Regions from separate parts of the Homo sapiens genome. Here regions 2 and 3 are each linked to region 1. A link is an interaction called in ENCODE POLR2A ChIA-PET data of the cell type or tissue named here. Cell type or tissue: GM12878. All regions are shown on one strand. Links, peaks and the distances in the headings refer to the core of each region. The heading gives the core; the rest is flanking DNA.

Evidence for each region. Peaks named below come from ENCODE experiments on the same cell type or tissue, not always from the same donor. Only the 100,000 strongest peaks of a DNase experiment are listed, where the experiment ranks them.
Region 2: POLR2A ChIA-PET joins it to region 1 with 5 read pairs; 8 of 35 experiments call an interaction of 5 or more read pairs at or near these places.
Region 3: POLR2A ChIA-PET joins it to region 1 with 5 read pairs; 3 of 35 experiments call an interaction of 5 or more read pairs at or near these places.

What each region holds. Positions count from the first base shown.
Region 1 is chr2:70,120,958-70,129,033 of GRCh38, reverse strand. It overlaps LINC01816 (long intergenic non-protein coding RNA 1816), which reads left to right and starts at 3,718. Exons shown (of 2, transcript NR_024444.1): 1 at 3,718-3,988; 2 at 4,609-4,998. RefSeq lists a silencer at 3,803-4,097 and enhancers at 4,424-5,229, 5,230-6,035, 7,851-7,950. In GM12878, for the core only: no CTCF peak of the experiment used is centred there; no DNase peak of the experiment used is centred there; H3K4me3 peaks cover 2,363 bases; H3K27ac peaks cover 5,000 bases.
Region 2 is chr2:69,968,603-69,973,602 of GRCh38, reverse strand. The region is part of intron 9 of PCBP1-AS1 (PCBP1 antisense RNA 1); the gene reads left to right. It also overlaps a transcript of ASPRV1 not described here. Among named protein-coding and RNA genes, the nearest start is that of ASPRV1, 9.5 kb to the right of the region's middle. RefSeq lists an enhancer at 573-1,450. In GM12878, for the core only: no CTCF peak of the experiment used is centred there; no DNase peak of the experiment used is centred there.
Region 3 is chr2:69,779,043-69,784,042 of GRCh38, reverse strand. It overlaps ANXA4 (annexin A4), which reads right to left. Exons shown (of 13, transcript NM_001153.5): 2 at 2,469-2,523. The coding sequence starts at 2,477. Among named protein-coding and RNA genes, the nearest start is that of SMANTIS, 17 kb to the left of the region's middle. In GM12878, for the core only: no CTCF peak of the experiment used is centred there; no DNase peak of the experiment used is centred there; H3K4me3 peaks cover 425 bases; H3K27ac peaks cover 1,082 bases.

The sequences.
Region 1 (8,076 bases), core at 1,901-6,900:
AGATTGCGCCATTGCACTGGGCAACAAGAGTGAAAACTCCATCTTGAATAAAAAAAAAAAGCATTAGTCTCTTCACCCCACTCCCCATCAAGTTTTCCCAGACTGGGCCGGGCGCCATGGCTCACGCCTGTAATCTCAACAATTTGGGAGGCCGAGGCGGGTGGATCACGAGGTCAGGAGATCGAGACCATCCTGGCTAACATGGTGAAACCCCGTCTCTACTAAAAATACAAAAAATTAGCCAGGCATGGTGGCGGGCACCTGTAGTCCCAGCTACTCGGGAGGCCGAGGCAGGAGAATGGTGTGAACCCGGGAGGTGGAGCTTGCAGTGAGCGGAGATCGCACCACTGCACTCTAGCCTGGGTGACAGTGTGAGACTCCGTGTCAAAAAAAAAAAAAGCTTTCCCAAACTGGAAAATGCATGCTGTCTTGCGGCATGGTCCTGGGCATCTGTGAGGGCCTGCACTGACCTCTGAAGTATCTCCATGTCCAAGGGAGTACAACAATAAATAGTAAATAAAAACATCATGACAGGTTGAGAGAGAGACTGTAGAAAAAATGAAAGGGCTTTTTTCATCCTTTTATGAGAAAGGGGCCCATATTTTCATTTTCCCCTGGGCCCCAAAAATTATGTAGCCAATCCTGCTGGCAGATAAAACATTCCTGAAGGAGGTAGCCAGAAGCCTAATAATATTCTGGGGGTATTGTGGCTTAAGTATGTCAGCCCTGTCCAAATGTAGAACAATGCTGGGGGCTATTTCAAGCCACGTGAAATGTCAACACCTGTGGTAAAGGACTATTAGCAAAGCTAATGTGCAGAGTCTGCACACATGACAAGAAAAAAGTCAACTTGCTAGGAGGGGTTTGTTGGCTGTTTAGCTTTATCTGGACAAGGGAAAAAGTGGGTAGAAAAGGCTCTCTGGCTAGTTCCTCCTTGAAGCAAGAACTCAGCTTGTTTCTCTGGATAGTCTGTGGTCAGATATAACAATGGAAACTTCAGGAAATCTTTATTTAAAAAGAGAAGGTATCTCCCCACACCTTCTTCAATATTAGGTGCCACCAAATTCTGGCTGTTGATCTGTTACTCAACAACAACAAAAAATGTCTTTTGTTTATTTTTATGTCTGATTCCAAGGAGAGTTGAACTTATTTAAAGTGGGTCTTTAAAAAAAATCACTTCAGATGTTTGTTTCTTTTGAATTTTCCATTGGTATTCATTTTCTTATTTATTTGCAAGCACTTCCTACATAGCAAGAATAACAACATTTTGTTTTCATGTGTGTTGCAAATAGGTTTTCCCAGTTTGCCTATTGTTTTTTAACCTTGCCCGTTTGGAATAGCTTCAAGCCACATCATCTGATGGGAATGGAGGTCACCCTAACAGTGATACTGCAATGTCACTAATTCAATAACCACCAAATTTACTGCTAATAATCGCCAACATTTACTGAACATGCACCATATGCTTCATGTGCCATTAATCCACAAAATTACCCTATAAAGTAGGTACTATTTTTAGTTTCATTTTGTAGATGAAGAAACAGAAATAGGAGAGGCTAAGTAATGTGCCTAGTTACCCAGCCTAGTAAGGGATGGAATGTGGGGCTTGAACCCAGCCCTGACTCCTAAGTCCAGTTTCCAACCCTGCACTGTCCAATACAGTGACCGCAGGTAGCTATAGAGCACTTCACATGTAGCCAGCCTGATTTCAGAGACCAAGTGTAAAAAAAAGAATGTCAGATATCTCATTATTAAAAAATTTTTTTTTCAACAGGGTCTTGCTTTGTCACCCAGGCTGGAGTGCACTAGTGTGAACACAGCTCACTGCAGCCTCAACTTCCTGGGCTCAAACGATCCTCCCACCTCAGCCTTCTGAGTAGCTGGAATCACAGGTGTGTGCCACCATGCCCAGCCTCTCATTATTAATTTAAAAATTGGCCAGGTGTGATGGCTTACGCCTGTAATCTCAGCACTTTGGGAGGCTGAGGCAGGCAGATCACCTGAGGTCAAGAGTTTTGAGACCATCCTGACCAACAAGGTGAAACTCTGTCTCTACTAAAAATACAAAAATTAGCCGGGCATGATGGCATGCCTGTAATCCCAGCCACCCGGAAGGCTGAGGCAGGAGAATCGCTTGAACCCAGGAGGCTGCAGTGAGCCAAGATCGCACCACTGCACACCAGCCTGGGCAACAGAGCAAGACTCCATCTCAAAAAAAAAAAAAAAAGTGCCTACTGAAAAATTGTTAACATGATTCTGTTTACATTTCTGTTGACAGCATCTTCTATCCACTTTCCTACATAATCATCCTTCACTTGGGTGAAGACAGTCTGTGTGATCACCTGAGTCTTCTCTTCTCTAGTTATATCAAAAGGCTTGCGCCTTTTAAATCTGTTGATAAACTGAAACCTCCTTGCTTCCTGGTTTTCTTACATGAATTGAGATCATCCCAGGACCTCACTGTCTTGAACAAGCTCAGTTCTCTCCACTCTTCCTCACAGATGATTTCTCATAGGACCAAATTTTGTCATCCTTGTTGTCCACATCTCAATATTCTCCAGGTTATGGCTATCTCTATCCCTCTTGCCCTCCAAAATGAGACCACAGGCGGGGCACAGTGGCTCATGCTTGTAATCCCAACACTTTGGGAAGCCAAGGCAGGCAGATTCCTTGAGCCCAGAAGTTGGACACCAGCCTGGGCAATGAAGTGAAACCCCTTCTCTACCAAAAAAAAAAAAGAAAGAAAGAAAAGAAAATAAATTTTTAAAAAAGGGGAGACAATCCTCCAGAGAACCGTTGCAGATGTCCCAGAAAGGTGATGCTCCCAAGTGCACAGGGACAGAAAGTAGAATGGTGGTTGCCAGGAGCTGGGTAGAGGGGAATGAGGGAGTTGTTTCACGGGTACAGAGTTTCAGTTTAGGATGATGGAAGAGTTCTAGAGATGGATGATGGTGGTGAGTGCACAACCACGTGACTATTTAGTGCCACTAAACTGTACACTTAAAAATTGATTAAAATAAGCTTTATGTTGTGTACATATTACCACAAATACAATAAAAGAAATGAAGTTCTCATACGTGCTGCAGCAGGGATGAACCTTGAAAAGATTATGCTAAGTGGCCGGGCATGGTGGCTCACACGCCTGTAATTACAGCACTTTGGGAGGCTGTGGCAGGAGGATCGTTTGAGCTAAGGAGCTGGAGACCAGCGTGGGCAACATGGCGAAACCTGGTCTCTACCAAAAATACAAAAATTAGCTAGGCAGTGGTGGCAGCGCACCTGTAGTCCCAGCTATTTGGGAGGCTGAGGTGGGAGGATCACTTGAAACCCGGAGGTGGAGGTTGCAGTGAGCTGAGCGCCACTGTGCCCCAGCCTGGGCGACAGAACGAGACCGTGTCTCAAAGAAAAAAAAATAAAAAATAAAAAACCTTGTACTAAGCAAAATAAGCCGACACAGAAGGACGAATATTATATGATTCCACTTATACGAAATACCTAGAATAGGTAAATTCATTAGACAATTAGCCAAAGTGTATCAGAGGAGGTTGGGGGGATGCTGAGGGGAGGGGAAAAGAAAAAAGAAAATCAAGGGGTGGGAAGCAAATGGCTGCGGGGTAGAAGGGGAGTGGGCTGCCGCTTGGGTGTGTGGGCGTCAGGGGGAGACGGGACAGGCGATTTAGGCCCTGCGCGCAGGCGCCCCTGCGCTCCCGCCGTACGCAGCTGTCTTTGTCTGGGGCGGCGGCAGCGTGGCAGGAGCGAGGGGCGCCCCGACCCGTCCCCTCTGCCCTCCACTACCCCTGCCGGCTCCAGCCCGTCCGTGTCTCACCGTCTTTATTTAACAAAGAACGGAGAGACTATAAATGACCCTGAGCAGAGTGGCTGCGAGCAGGGCCCCTGGGGCGTCCCACGGGCGTCATCCTAGCCGCGTGAGCGCCGAGCTTGGGCACCGGGGGGGTTGGCGTGCTTGTACACTTGCTCCGTTTTCTCTGTAAGTACTAAGGATTCCCCTGCCGCCCTCTTCCTCATTTTCCACCATCCCAATTTACACAAGCATTAGTATTTTTTTTTTTTTTTTTGAGACGGCGTCTCGCTCTGTCACCCAGGCTGGAGTGCAGTGGCGCGATCTCGGCTCACTGCAAGCTCCGCCTCCCGGGTTCACGCCATTCTCCTGCCTTAGCCTCCCGTGTAGCTGGGACTACAGGCGCCCGTCACTACGCCCGGCTAACTTTTTGTATTTTTAGTAGAGACGGGGTTTCACCGTGGTCTCGATCTCCTGACCTCGTGATCCGTCCGCCTCGGCCTCCCAAAGTGCTGGGATTACAGGCGTCAGCCACGCGCCCGGCCACAAGCATTAGTATTTACTTCCGTAATTTCCCCATGCCCATGTAACATCACACACACACACACACACACACACACACACGTTTGCTTTTGTTTTCCAAGATGGCATCTAGTAGGCGCTTCTCTTTGTTTTGCTTTTCTAGTACACCGTGGAACCCCAAATCCCAGCTGGGATTCACTCTTTTCTAATGGCTGAACATTCATCCGGGGCATGAAGGCAGCTCAGTTCATTTCATCATTCCTTTGTTTCCTCTGTTTTGCCACCAGAAACTGCCGCGATGAATGTCAGTCCCCAGAGCCGGAACCGTTCCCGGTTTTCTCTACTTGGATCTGAGAACTCTGTCCCTCCAGCCCTGCGAGCGCTTTGCCAGGGTGACGGGCGGAAATGTCCCCGCATCCGTGCCTGCTTTCCCAGATGGGACCCTCCAGCAGTCCCCTCCACTGCCCGTGCTTCCTCCTAACCACTTCCCCCCAGCGACCGCGGAAGGCGCTTCCTCCCCCGCAGCGCGAGCCCCAAGCTCCTCCAGAGCCCCAGCTCTCCCCGCCCCCTTCCCGACCTTGTTTCATATGACCCCTCCCCCGCACATACTCAATTTCGTCTTCCCAAGGCGCCCACTCTCCACATCCTGATGAAAAAAAGAGCCGGCTGCTGTCCTATGTTATTGTCATACTTCTTTCCTCCCGTGCACTACACAACTTGAACAACTTTTTTTTTTCTTTTTTTGAGAAAAGGTCTCGAACTGTCGCCCAGGCTGGAGTACAGTGGCACGATGATGGCTCACTGCAGCCTCGCCCTCTCTGGGCACAGGTGATCCTCCTGCCTCAGCTTCCCAAGAAGCTGGTACTACAGGCGCGTGCCACCACTATTGGCTAATTTTAATTTTTTTTTAACCACAGGGTCTCGCTATGTTGCCCAGGCTGGTCTCGAACCCCTAGGCTCAAGGGATCCTCTCACCTCAGCCTCCCAAAGCGTGAGATTACAGGCGTGAGCCACCGCGCCCCGCGGTAAATACTATTCCAAGGAAATGGCACCTGAGTTTGAGGAGATTAATCGGGTTTACTGCAGGGAAGGAGCATTGGCCCTGGTGGCCAGAGGCAAGGGTACGAACCTGACCCTGCCCTTTCCCTGCCTGGTTCTGCCTTCAGCAAATTGTTCCACACATCTCTGGTTTCCTCCCCACATGATCCCAAGGCCCTGCTGGCTCTAGCCTTTGTGAGGCTAGAATTACAATTCCATTCCTCCCCAGCCACGCCCCATCTCTTGCTCCCTGTGCTAGCGCTTTCCCCAATCAGCCACACTTTCCTTTCCCATTCACTGAGCCTGTGGAAAGCCCTCTTATTCTGAATATCTAGATCCTATTCACCTTTGAAGACCCGACTTGGCCACGTTTCTTCCCAAAGCCTACTGCATGCCCTTTGTGGGAGGAACTGCTCTGTCCTTGCAACGCCACTGTGTGTAGTACTTTCTCTGTATCTTACCAGTGGCATCGCCCACTCTGCCTGGGGTGCTGTTCCATACTTGCCCTTCTTCCAGTGCCATCTATGTGTGTGGTAAGACCTCAGCATAGCACTTTGCCCACGGTAAAGGATATGGTTTCGGGAGTCCCAAGACCCGGGTCCACGTCCCAGCTCTGACACTAAATGTGTTATCTTGAACATGTCACATGGCCTTTCTGAGCTTAATTTCCCCAAATGTAAAATGGAAATAGTAACTTATTTCATAGTGTTGCTGTGTTGATTAGATGAGACATTATATAAGAAAATGCTTTGTGAACTGTAAAGCTATTTACACACATAAATAATAGTAAAGATAGATATTATTCAGATGCTGGCAAGAGGGATATTCTTTGCAAAACAGAATTAAAAAAAAAAAAGAAAAGAAGGCATGGTGGCTCATCTCTATAAACCCAACACTTAGCACTTAGGGAGGTCGAGGCGAGAGGATCACTTGAGCCCAGGAGTTCAAAACCAGCCTGGGCAACATAGCAAGACTCCCGTCTCTACAAAAATAAAATTAGCCTGGCATGGTGGCATGCGCCATTAATCCTAGCTATTTGGGAGCCTGAGCCCAGGAATTTGAGGTTACAGTGAATTATGATCATCCCACTGCACTGCAGCCTGAGTTGCAGAGCATCTCTTGAAAAAAAAAACAAAAATGTGGGAAAACTGTGGAAAATGAAAAAGACTTCTTGGTTGCCATCTCCAAATTTGGGGACTGATTCCTAATTATTCCTTTTAGATCAATTACCAGGTGATGTTAAATATACTGTAATAGTAAAAGCTAGAAATAATCTAACTTTTGAACAGTTGGAGGATGATGAAGTTATGGGTAATGGGAATAATATGTTATCATCAAAGTTAAATTTCTGAAGAATATTTAATGACATGGGAAACCAGTCATAATATAACATGAAAGCTAAAAAAGCAAGGTACTAAATAGTGGTGGAGAGGAGGTGTAAGAAGAGACTTTTCTCACCACCCTTCACAGCTTTCTGTTTGGCCCCTGAGTGGGGTGTCTGATGCCAGAGAACGTGGGACATATTCTAAGGCCTTAGTCTTACACAAATAGCTCACTCCCTGCCTCCCAAGAGACAGGGATTCAGAACAGGTGAACCAGGAGCCTAGAGCCTCAGGGGAGACCAAGGACTGTCCCAGATCCAGGCCCTGATTCTGTGGCCCAATGGCCTGACAATCTAAGGTCCTCTGTCTACCACTTCTTCCAGCCGGACTGTGGACCTCAAACATAACCTCTCACTTCCTGCTTTGACACTGTTTCCAGAGTGGGTTTATAGGAAAGACCTCCTCCAAAAAAGCAGGCTCCAACTACCAACACTAGAGAACTAAGCTCTAGCCAGGTGCAGTGGCTCACGCCTAATCCCAGCACTTTGGGAGGCCGAGGGGGGCAGATCACTTGAGGTCAGGAATTCAAGAGCAGCCTGGCCAACATGGCAAATCCCTGTCTCTACTTTTAAAAATACAAAAATTAGCCGAGCGTGCTGGTGTGTGCCTGTAATCCCAGCTACTTGGGAGGCTGAGGCATGAGAATTGCTTGAACCCAGGAGGCAGAGGTTGTAGTGAGCTGAGATCACACCACTACACTCCAGCCCAGGCAAGGCAACAGAGCGAGACACCGCCTCAAAAAAAAAAAAAAGAAAAGAAAAGAAAAAGAGAGAACTAAGTTCCAAAAAGAGGGGCCATGTGGGCCACAGGAGAGGACAAAAATGAGCTGTCACTGGTGGTTGGGGAAGTGCAAGGGGCTCCAGAGAGAAGGTGACATTTATGCTGGTCATGGGATGGTATTTGGCAAGTGGAGATATGATCATTAAAAGAAAGTTGTATTGTTATTATCTTACATTTCATAGTTCAGGATGGGGGAGGGGAGATGTTTTGTTTAAAATACCCTTTCTCCTCTTTTTTTTTTTTTGAGATGGAGTCTTGCACTGTCACCCAGGCTGGAGTGCAGTGGCCCGATCTCGGCTCACTGCAAGCTCTGCCTCCCGGGTTCACACCATTCTCCTGCCTCAGTCTCGCAAGTAGCTGGGACTACAGGTGCCCGCCACCACGCCTGGCTAATTTTTTTTGTATTTTTAGTAGAGACGGGGTTTCACCATGTTAGCCAGGATGGTTTCCATCTCCTGACCTCGTGATCCACCCACCTCGGCCTCCCAAACTGCTGGGATTACAGGCATGAGCCACTGCACCCGGCCCCCTTTCTCCTCTTATTAAAACTTTTAT
Region 2 (5,000 bases), core at 1-5,000, 150 kb after region 1:
GTCCAGGCGGGAGGATTGCTCGAGGCCAGGAGTCCAAGACCAGCCTGGGCAATATAACTAAACCAGTTCTCTACAAAAAATAAAAAAGTTAGCTGGGCGTGGTGTGCACTATCTGAGGCAGGAGGATCTCTTGAGCCCAGGCGTTTGTGGTTACAGTGAGCTATGAACATTCCACTGCACTCCAAGTTCTGGGCAACCCATTCTGTAAAAAAAAAACAACAAGTGAAGTTCCAACATCTGTCTTTCTGGCTTCACTTTTTTCTTGCTAGTTGGTACAAACAAAAATATCAGTTAACATTCATGTTGGAACTACATTCATTTATCAGTTACAACTGTAGGCTGGTTATAGATTCAGCAGGTTGGCAAAAATCAATGAAAGCATCCTGTAAGACCCAACTGGCCATATGCAATTTACAGTAAAGAGTAGTATATATTTTTTATTATTTGTAAATTATTAGCCATCCTTTATGTCAATAAAATTTATCATAAATGTATGTATGTGTATATATGCATGCATTTTCCCCAGAGAGCTCATTGTTAATTAAACATCTACCAGCATACTACTGGGCAGGTTGCCTTAGTCTGAGGAGTGGCCAGAGATTTGACTCTGGAAAGATTCCCAGAAGAGGGTGGGAATGGCTGATGGAAAGAGGCTACTGAGGAGGTTGGAGGGGGCCTCAGGTGGAAGGATTAGCCTGGCCAGGCACAGAGTCCCTGAAAAGGGATGAGAAGTGAAGAAAACCTGGGATAGGGTGGAGTGAGAGCTCGCCATTTCTCTGCCAAGCAGGACGCAAGCCATCTTCTGCAAGCAGGAGGTGGAGAAGTGAGGAAGGGTGAAGGTTTGGCCTGAGTAGAGTAGTCAGTGTGGGGCCAAGAAAAGGGACCAGGGAGGACGAGGAAGAGTAAGGAGGACTGCAGAACACTCATGAAAACCGAGAGGACGGCAGGCCCGGCGAATGGCTCACGCCTGTAATCCCAGCACTTTAGGAGGCTGAGGCAGGCAGATCACCTGAGGTCAGGAGTTCCAGATCAGTCCTGCGAACGTGGTGAAACCCCGTCTCTACTAAAATTACAAAAAATAGCCGGGCATGGTGGCGGGAGCCTGTAATCCCAGCTACTTGGGAAGCTGAGGCAGGAGAATCACTTGAACCTGGGAGACAGACGTTGCAGTGAGCCGAGATCACGCCACTGCACTCCAGCCTGGGCGACAGAGCAAGACTCCATCTTGAAAAAAAAAAAAAGGGCCGGGCACGGTGGCTCACATCTGTAATCCCATAACTTTGGGAGGCTGAGGCAGGAGGATCACGAGGTCAAGAGTTGGAGACCAGCCTGACCAACATAGTGAAACTCCATGTCTACTAAAAATACAAAAAATTAGCCAGGCGTGGTGGTGGGCGCCTATAATCTCAGCGACTGGGGAGGCTGAGGCAGGAGAATCTCTTGAACCCGGGAGGCGGAGGTTGCAGTGAGCCGAGATCGCGCCACTGCACTCCAGCCTGGGTGACAGTGTGAGACTCCGTCTCAAAAAAAAAAAATGGTAAAGAAAACCTAGAAGACAGCAACCGAATCACAGCCATGAAAGCAAGAGGGTCGAGTGTAACCAGGTGCAGTACTGGCTAAGCCCCATGGTACGGATTGCTTGAATAATCTCCCAGGACAATCCTAGGAGGAAACCAAGGCTTGAAAGAATTAAGTCATTTGTCCACAGCTTGCAGCCAGTTAGTGGCTGAGTCAGGAGTTGAATTTAGGCAGCCTGGCCCTCTTGACAAGGCCAAAGACTGCGCAGAGGCACCTTTCTCCTCAGCAAAGCTCCCCCAGATGATGCAAGTTCAAATGCTCCAGGACGGAGATTGGCAGGGCTGGCTTGGCTACATGTCAAGGGCTTGTGGGCATCCTAAGGCTGGCAAAGCCGCCTCACATCTCCGGCCTCCCCAAACATTCTTGCACCTGATGCTCTTAGCACCCCGCACTGTCTGTTGAATCTAATTATAATGAATCTAGACTTGCATTTTTAAATATCTTTGTTATTTTACCTTCAGATAATTCATTCTTATTGTGTTTTTAAATAGTAAAGTATGTGACAGATTGGAAATTTACAAAACGATCCTGCGCCTTAGAACATTTGAGAGGCAGGGTCCTAACGTTCTATTCTAATCACATTGATCCCTTGCTGGGAGCCCTTAGTCATCCCTGCTGGCTATAGCAGTTTTCCAAATGGTGGGTGGGGATCAATTAGTGGGTTGGGAGATTAGTTTTCAGTGTCATTAAAAGAGTTAAAAAAGAAGTGGCCCCAAATAGAAAATATCAGAGTATATTACACATAGTAAATACATTTTGTTTTAGCTACATATATCTTCATGGATATGTGTACTGGATTATGATGAAAAATGTCTTTCTTACTATGAGTACAGTAAAAAAAAGCAACTTTTTTTTTTTGAGGCAGAGTCTTACTCTGTCACCCAAGCTGGAGTCCAGTGACATGATCTCAGCTCACTGCAACCTCCACCTCCCAGGTTCAAGCAATTCTCCTGCCTCAGCCTCCCAAGTAGCTGGGATTGCAGGTGCCCACCACCACACTTGGCAAATTTTTGTATTTTTAGTAGAGACAGGGTTTCACCATGTTGGCCAGGCTGGTCTCGAACTCCTGACCTCAGGTGATCTGCCCGCCTCGGCCTTCCAAAGTGTTGGGATTACAGGCATGAGCCACTGTGCCCGGCCAAAAAAAGGCAACTTTGAATGCTGCTCATCTGCAGTTAAAGAGCACTGCCAGGCCTGATATTCAAAGCCATCGAGGCAGAAGCAATTGCTGAGGAAGATCAGGCAATGCTTCATGGGAAAAAGGTGAGGACAGCCTGGGCTGGAGGATGTGCAGGTTGTGGATGAGACCAAAGGCCAAGAAACACCGGGACTTTCATGTTTAGACTGTACCAGTGCTGCAACTCAGAGAGGAGCTGGGCCTGGCAGTCCCTTATGATAGCACCTTAGAGGAGGGAGACCCTGAGTTTGCTAGGGAAATCAAAGGAGACTTCCTGGAGGTGGTAGTGTCTTAGTTGACTTCTCAGTGTTTGCCAGGAGAACAGGGGTGTCAGAGGGCTCATCTGGCTGAGTGGCTTGTGAAAAGGTATGAGAAAGCCCGTCCTGTTTGGGGAGCTACACGCCATTTTGTATAGGTAGAGCATGAACTAGGGAGGGGGACTTCGTGAGTCTTGTTGGGTGTCAAGATTTTATTTTGGGATGAAGAGCCATGGAGGAATTTTGAGCAGAATGGCATGAGCAGACTTACATCTTTGGAAGATGACTCTGGTGGCCTGAGGAGGGTGGATTAATGGAGAGGAGGCAGGAGGCAAGGAGTCCTGTAGGATGACTACCGACCTCAGCAGGGTGCCCTGAGGCCAGGGTGTGAAGAGGCATGGAGGCAGGAGAGAGACTCAGGAGGAGGAGCTGAGGGCACTGGCGACCCAGCAGTCCAGGTGGGGCCGTGAGAAAGGGGTGGAGGTGAGGAAGCCCCCTGTGTCTGTGACTCCGAGGGCTGGCTAGATAGTAGTGCCATTGCCAGATAAAGAACACAGAGAGCCAGGTGTGGTGGCTCATGCCTGTAATCCTGGCACTTTGGGAGGCCAAGGCGGGAGGATTGCTTGAGCCCAGGAGTTAGAGACCAGCCTGGGCAATGTAGGGAGACCCTGTCTTTACCAAAAAAAAAAAAAAATTTAAGAGAATTAGGCAGATGTGGTGGTGTGCACCTCTGATCCCCTCTAAGGTGGAACTGGAGCTGAGGTGGGAGGATTGCTTCAGCCCGGGAGGTCAAGGCTTCAGGGAGCCATGGCATTTCAGCCTAGGTGACGAAACAAACAAAAAACACAGGAGGCAGAGGGTGTCTGGTGAGAAGACAGCATGTTCACTGTTGAAAGTGGACTCGTAGGCAGACATGTAAGGTGGGCAGCTGGGGCAGTGGGGAGAGGATGGGTAAGCGGTGCAGAGAGGGGTGTCCCTGGCCTGGAGAGTGTGTGGAATGAGGGGGAATGGCCTGTAGACAGAGCCTCAGGGAGCCACATCTGTGAGTATCCAGGGAGAGAGGAACCCACAAAGGACAGAGGGGAGTGGTCGTAGTGGCAGAAGACCCAGAAACTTGGGATACAGAAACCAAAGGCGCAGAGAAGACCTAGGAGGAAAACAGCAGTGCGAGGGCTTCAGAAGGCCAGAGTCCTTGAGGCTGAGAGGGCCAGACTGCAGCCTCGGGGAACCGCCAATGTCCCTGGCAAGGCTGACGGCAGAGGGCGGTGAGGCTTTGTGTGTGAATGGAGGTAACACCATGAGGCAGAGTGTAAGCGGGCTGCCTCGGACCATGCCACACCGTGTGCAAATTAGAAAGGGGCACCCCTTCCTCCAGGCAGATTCAACCCCTCGTTCTGGCACATAGGCTTGGCAAGAGGAGTGCAGGCTATGCCTCAGCCTCCACCTGCCCCACAGTGGGGCATCTGTGCACCTTGGCCCTGTGAGTGTGGACCAACCCTTCTAGAAACTGCCTGTCAAGGAAGGCAACAAGTGGTCATTGACCAAGGAGATACAGGATCATGTGAGGGTTTTCTTTTTTAAGATGTGAAAGTCTCATGAGTGCTAATTTGGATAAAGGCAGGGAACCCACGGAGAGTGAGAATTTGGAGATTCAGGAAAAGAGTGTACATGACACGAGGCGGGAGGGTGCAAGGCTGGAGCGGCTGCCCTGGGAGACGCCCATGCTGCAGGGGAGAGTCCGTTCAGCAGCCGCCACACAGACCAGGGACACTGAGCCACAGTCGGGACTGCTTGTCCCCAGCGACCAGGGGTTCCAGTGCCCAAGACTCAGGCCCATGCAGACGGCCCAGGAGTGGGCCAAGAGCTGGGCAGACCAGGCTGGGGAGGGTCTTGGCACAGCCTTTGCTTACTTATTATTTACTTTTTACTATGGGAAATTTTCAAACACACCCCAAAGTGGTGAGAAACTCAAATAAACCCTCTTAGAT
Region 3 (5,000 bases), core at 1-5,000, 340 kb after region 1:
ATATTGTTATTACATTAATAATGAAGAAGATACATGCCAAAAAGATCAGAGTACAATACAATGGAATACTAATGAACAATAAAAAGGAATGGAGGAACAAAACTACTGATGCAACAATACGGATGAATTGCAAAAGAATATAATGCCCAGAAAAAGAAGTCAGACACAAAAGAGTACCTACTCTATGATTCAATATATAGGATGTTCTAGAACAGGCAAAACTAACTTATGATAACACTCAGAACAGCAGTTGCATTTCTTGTGTGGAGTGGAGGGTGGGAAGGGGAGTTAATATGAAACGGGCATGGAGGAGCTTCTAGGAATGATAAAATGTCCTACCTTGATATGAGAGTAGGTTATGTGGGTATATATATGTATTTGTCAAAACTTAACGACCAGTAACCTTAAAGGATGTGCATTTCACTATATGCCAATTATACCTCCATAAAACATGTTTTAAAATCTTGAATACAATGATTTAAAAAATATTATAGAGAATTTGGAAAATTTTTTAAAAATTAAGAAGAAAGCTGGGCGCGGTGGCTCACGCCCGTAATCCCAGCACTTTGGGAGGCCGAGGCGGGCAGATCATGAGGTCAGGAGTTCGAGACCAGCCTGGCCAACACAGTGAAACCCTGTCTCTACCAAAAATACAAAAAATTAGTCAGGCGTGGTGGCGAGCGCCTGTAATCCCAGCTACTCAGGAGGCTGAGGCAGGGGAACCGCTTAAACCTACGACGGAGGTGGTAGTGAGCCAAGATCGCGCCACTGCTCTCCAGCCTGGGCAACAGATTGAGACTCTGTCTCAAAAAAAATAAAAATAAAAATAAATTAAGAAGAAAATTAAAACACTCATAACCACTAGAGTAAATAATTTTAATGATATGAAATGTAATATAAACATTACATTATCTCATTAGCATAGAGAAGAGATAAAGCATAAGATCAGAGTGAATAACTTGTTTCCTATTTTCCTATACTAAGTGGGGTACAAGGAAAGCTACAAAACTATTATTTATGCTCTTATTACTCTTATTTAAAAATCATTATACATATGAGTAAGGTCTAAAATTAAAAAATGGCAAATAGTTGGTGTTTCCAATGTTGCGACTGTATAGTGTGATTTTCTTTTTAAAATGTCCTTTATCTGTCAATAAATAATAGTCATGATAGAAAAACAGGTTTTAGGAGGAAAGATGAGAGCAACTGAGGTAATTTTCTCCGAGTGGAAAGCACACAAAGGGCCACTTGATTACAGTCTTCATTTGTAGGAAAGCTGTGAGCCTGCTGAAGACAGGAAGAGCATCTCATTAATTCTGAGTCCTAGTCCCACATCTGCCACAAAGTAGGGGCACCATAAGCATTTCTGAATAAATATTCTCCACGTTGGCTAGGCACAGTGGCTCATGCCTGTAATCCCAGAACTTTGGGAGGCCAAGGTGGGAGGATCGCTTGAGGCCAGGAGTTTGAGACCAGCTTGGGCAACATAGCGAGCCCCTCATCTCTATAAAAAATAAAAATACGTAAATATTTTTAAAAAAATTCTCCATGGCCAGGGAGAATCAATCAGCAAGAAAATGATTTTAAACTAAAGCATGAGAGATTTGGGGCACACATGAATAAGCCTTTGACTGTCAGAGATCATGAAGAAAATTCTGGAATATCTAATGCAAAAGAAATTAAGAGTATATTACTCTTTGTTCAGGATAGTTTACTTTACACACCCATCTTCCTAAAGGAAGGCATCTCAAGCTGTCAGGCTCTCCAGTTCCTCTCTAGGTATAAGATTTCTACTTCTATTATTGCTTCCTCCAGAAGACCACGGATCAGAATTACTTGTCTATTCAGAAACCGTATTTGGGCAAGAGAAGGAGAGCAGATGTCCAGCCTTAGGTACAGCCATGTTTTCAGCTAAGAGGCTCAGCTTCCACCTCAGAGCTGAACTTTACAGAACTCTCAAAGGGATTCAATTCGATGCTTGTTCCAAAGAGCAAATAACCAAGGTCCAAGGTGTCTGATTACTGTCTAAAGCAGGAGGCAGCCAACACACCCATATTGTTAAGAAACACCCCTCTTGATGAGCCTGAAATGATGTGGCTACCTCAGAGTATCGATAGCAGTCCTCTTCAGGTGGTAGAACCTAAAGAATTTTTAGTTTTTCCTTTTTAAATGTTCTAAAATAAACATGTAGCGCTTCTGCAGACAGAAAATTACAACTTGTTTCTATATTCTCAGGATGTTAAAAGAATTCAAAGAATTCTCTCTTTGAATCAGTTTTCAAGGTCAAGTTGCTTACCACCCCTAAAAGAAATTTAAATGATGTTTAGAAATAGACCTGCCTTTTCATGTCCTCCTCCTTCCCCTCTGTTGAGTAAACAATGCTTTGTTTAAGCTAACAGTTGCTGAGCCCACATTCTGTACCTGTTGGCAGCTGGCACCAGATAGGGTTGAGGTATTTCACAACTTACCATGGCCATGACTCTAGGTCAAGATCAGAGTTCAGCCACCCAAGCAGAAGTTCTTCTGTGATAAAAGCAGAGGGGAAATTACTGTGATGAAGGAAATGGCATTAAAATCATTAATCAGGATAACTTGCAGTTTGCATGAAGCTAAGCCATGAGGAAATGACACCCAACTTAATCAAAAGGCCAGTTACTGATTAGCCAAAGATACAAGGAATGGGCTAATTAGAGAAACTGTTAAAAAAAGTCAACTTTATCACACTGGTAAAATATTTTCCCACCTGTTCTTCTGTTTGGAGATACACACTACAGAAAGGATTCCTATTGTTTTGTTAGGTTAAGTACCAATACTTGTACTCAAGCTGGACACAGATTCTGAACTGAATGTTACAGCAGATCAGAAGAGGTTCCCCCTTTGAGAAAAGAGATAATCCAACTGCATCAGAGGAAAGTACAGCATACCAGCCTCCCCTCTGTGTGTGCATCTGTGTGAGTGTGTTTGTGTGTGTGTAATGACAGGCCGGCAGCCCAACCAACATTAGAATCTTTTCGTTTCCCAGTGGCGATTTTCACCGCCACCATTCTAGGATTAAAGATTTTCTTCCCTTTAAGCTGCAGGCTTATACACTCAACTTTGTCCTCGGTTTTCAGCACCCCCTCTTTCATCATCATCACACATTTTTTTCAGTTGTTCAGAATGCAAGAAATGTCTTCACTGTAGTCTAGGACTCTTGTGGAGTTCTCATGACACATAAACAGTCCCCTAATGGCAGCCCACCACCTCCTATTCCCATATCTAAGTCATATAAACAAGGCACCTTCTCTTTTCTTGTTTTTTTGAGTCAGGGTCTCCCTCCATTGTCCAGGCTGGAGTGCAGTGGTGCAATCATAGCCCTCTGCAGCCTCGAACTCCTGGACTCAAGCGATCCTCCTGCCTCAGCCTCCCGAGTCACTGGGACTACAGGTGCGAACCACCTGGATAAGGCTCCTCTTCTCAGAGTTTAGTTAGATCCTTGATACTCAAAGAGTCATCCTAGAACCAGGAGTACATGCATTCCTGGGAACTTGTTAAAAATGCAGAACCTGGCTGGGCGTGGTGGCTCACGCCTGTAATCCCAGCACTTTAGGAGGCTGAGGCAGGTGGATCATTTGAGGTCAGGAGTTTGAGACCAGCCTGGCCCACATGGTGAAACCCCATCTCTACTAAAAATATAAAAATTAGCTGGGGGGTAGTGGCACACGCCTGTAATTCCAGATACTTGGGAGGCTGAGGCAGGAGAATCACTTGAGCCTGGGAGGTGGAGGTTGCAGCGAGCCAAGATCATGCCACTGCACTCCAGTCTGGGTGACAGAGTGAGACACTGTCTCAAAAGAGAGAGATAGAAAAAAAGCAGAATCTCAGGTCCCTACCCCACACCTACTCCCAGAATCTGCATTTTTACAAGATTCCCCAAACATTTGCCTGCACAGTAGTTTGAAAAGCACTGGTCTAGATAATCTGACCAAGCAGTGTGCCTTTTGATGATAACTAAGTCCTTCTTAACCCACCTGATTACCATTTAGGCCTTGTTTGATCACATTTGCTTTTTACCTTCCAGTTTCATTCTTCCTGTTTCCCATCATTCATTGCCGACTTACCCCCTATTACCTGGGGGTTCAACTAAGGGGAGAACCAACTAGTCCTGGGACACACCCTGAGCAAAGGTACAGAGGTGGGAATGAGCTGCAGTTTCAGGAATAATGAGGAAATGCGGGAGTGACAGCAGAGGGCTCATTCCAGGGAAGGCTCAGAAACAAGGTTGGAAAAGCCAAAGTGAACTGAATGGTATGGGCCTTGCACGGCCGGCTGAGGAGTCTGGCTACAGAATACCATAGGTCATGGGAATACTGTGGAAAGTTTTTTGTTATTTGCAGACAAATGCCATAATAAAAGAAAAGCTTTAACAAGGTACTGTACTTTACTATAGGGTAAACTGGAAAGAGAGAGACTGGAGTGAGAGAGAAGGAGTTAAGAAGGCTTGAGAGACAGCTACAGGAACAGATGGGTAGAGGCAAAAGCTTGGGCAGGGTGTGGCACTGGAATATGATATATGGGGGATGTCTGGAAGGAAGACTTTATCAGAAGTAGTGACTCATGGACTGTGTAGATTTACTCATTCAATCACCAAATGTTCCTACATGACCTCTCACAGCACCTCTCCAGGCACTGATAGAGATAATGCAGTGGATAAGACAATGAACCTGCTGTCAAGGCATTTATAGTCTACCAGGAGAGATAGACGACACATTTATTTATTTTATTTTATTTTTTACATAACTAGACATCTTTATCTTTTGACAAATAGCTTTTACAAACATAATTTTCAAGCTCTTTCCACAATATAAATCATTACTTGGCTCCCCTTATTTCATTAAAAAAAAAAGGATTCATTCTGACTTCTCTTTCCTTTTTTTTTTTTTTTTTTTTTTTTTTGAGGCAGAGTGTTGCTCTGTTGCCCAGGCTAGAGTGCAGCGGTGCAATCTTGGCTCACTGCAACC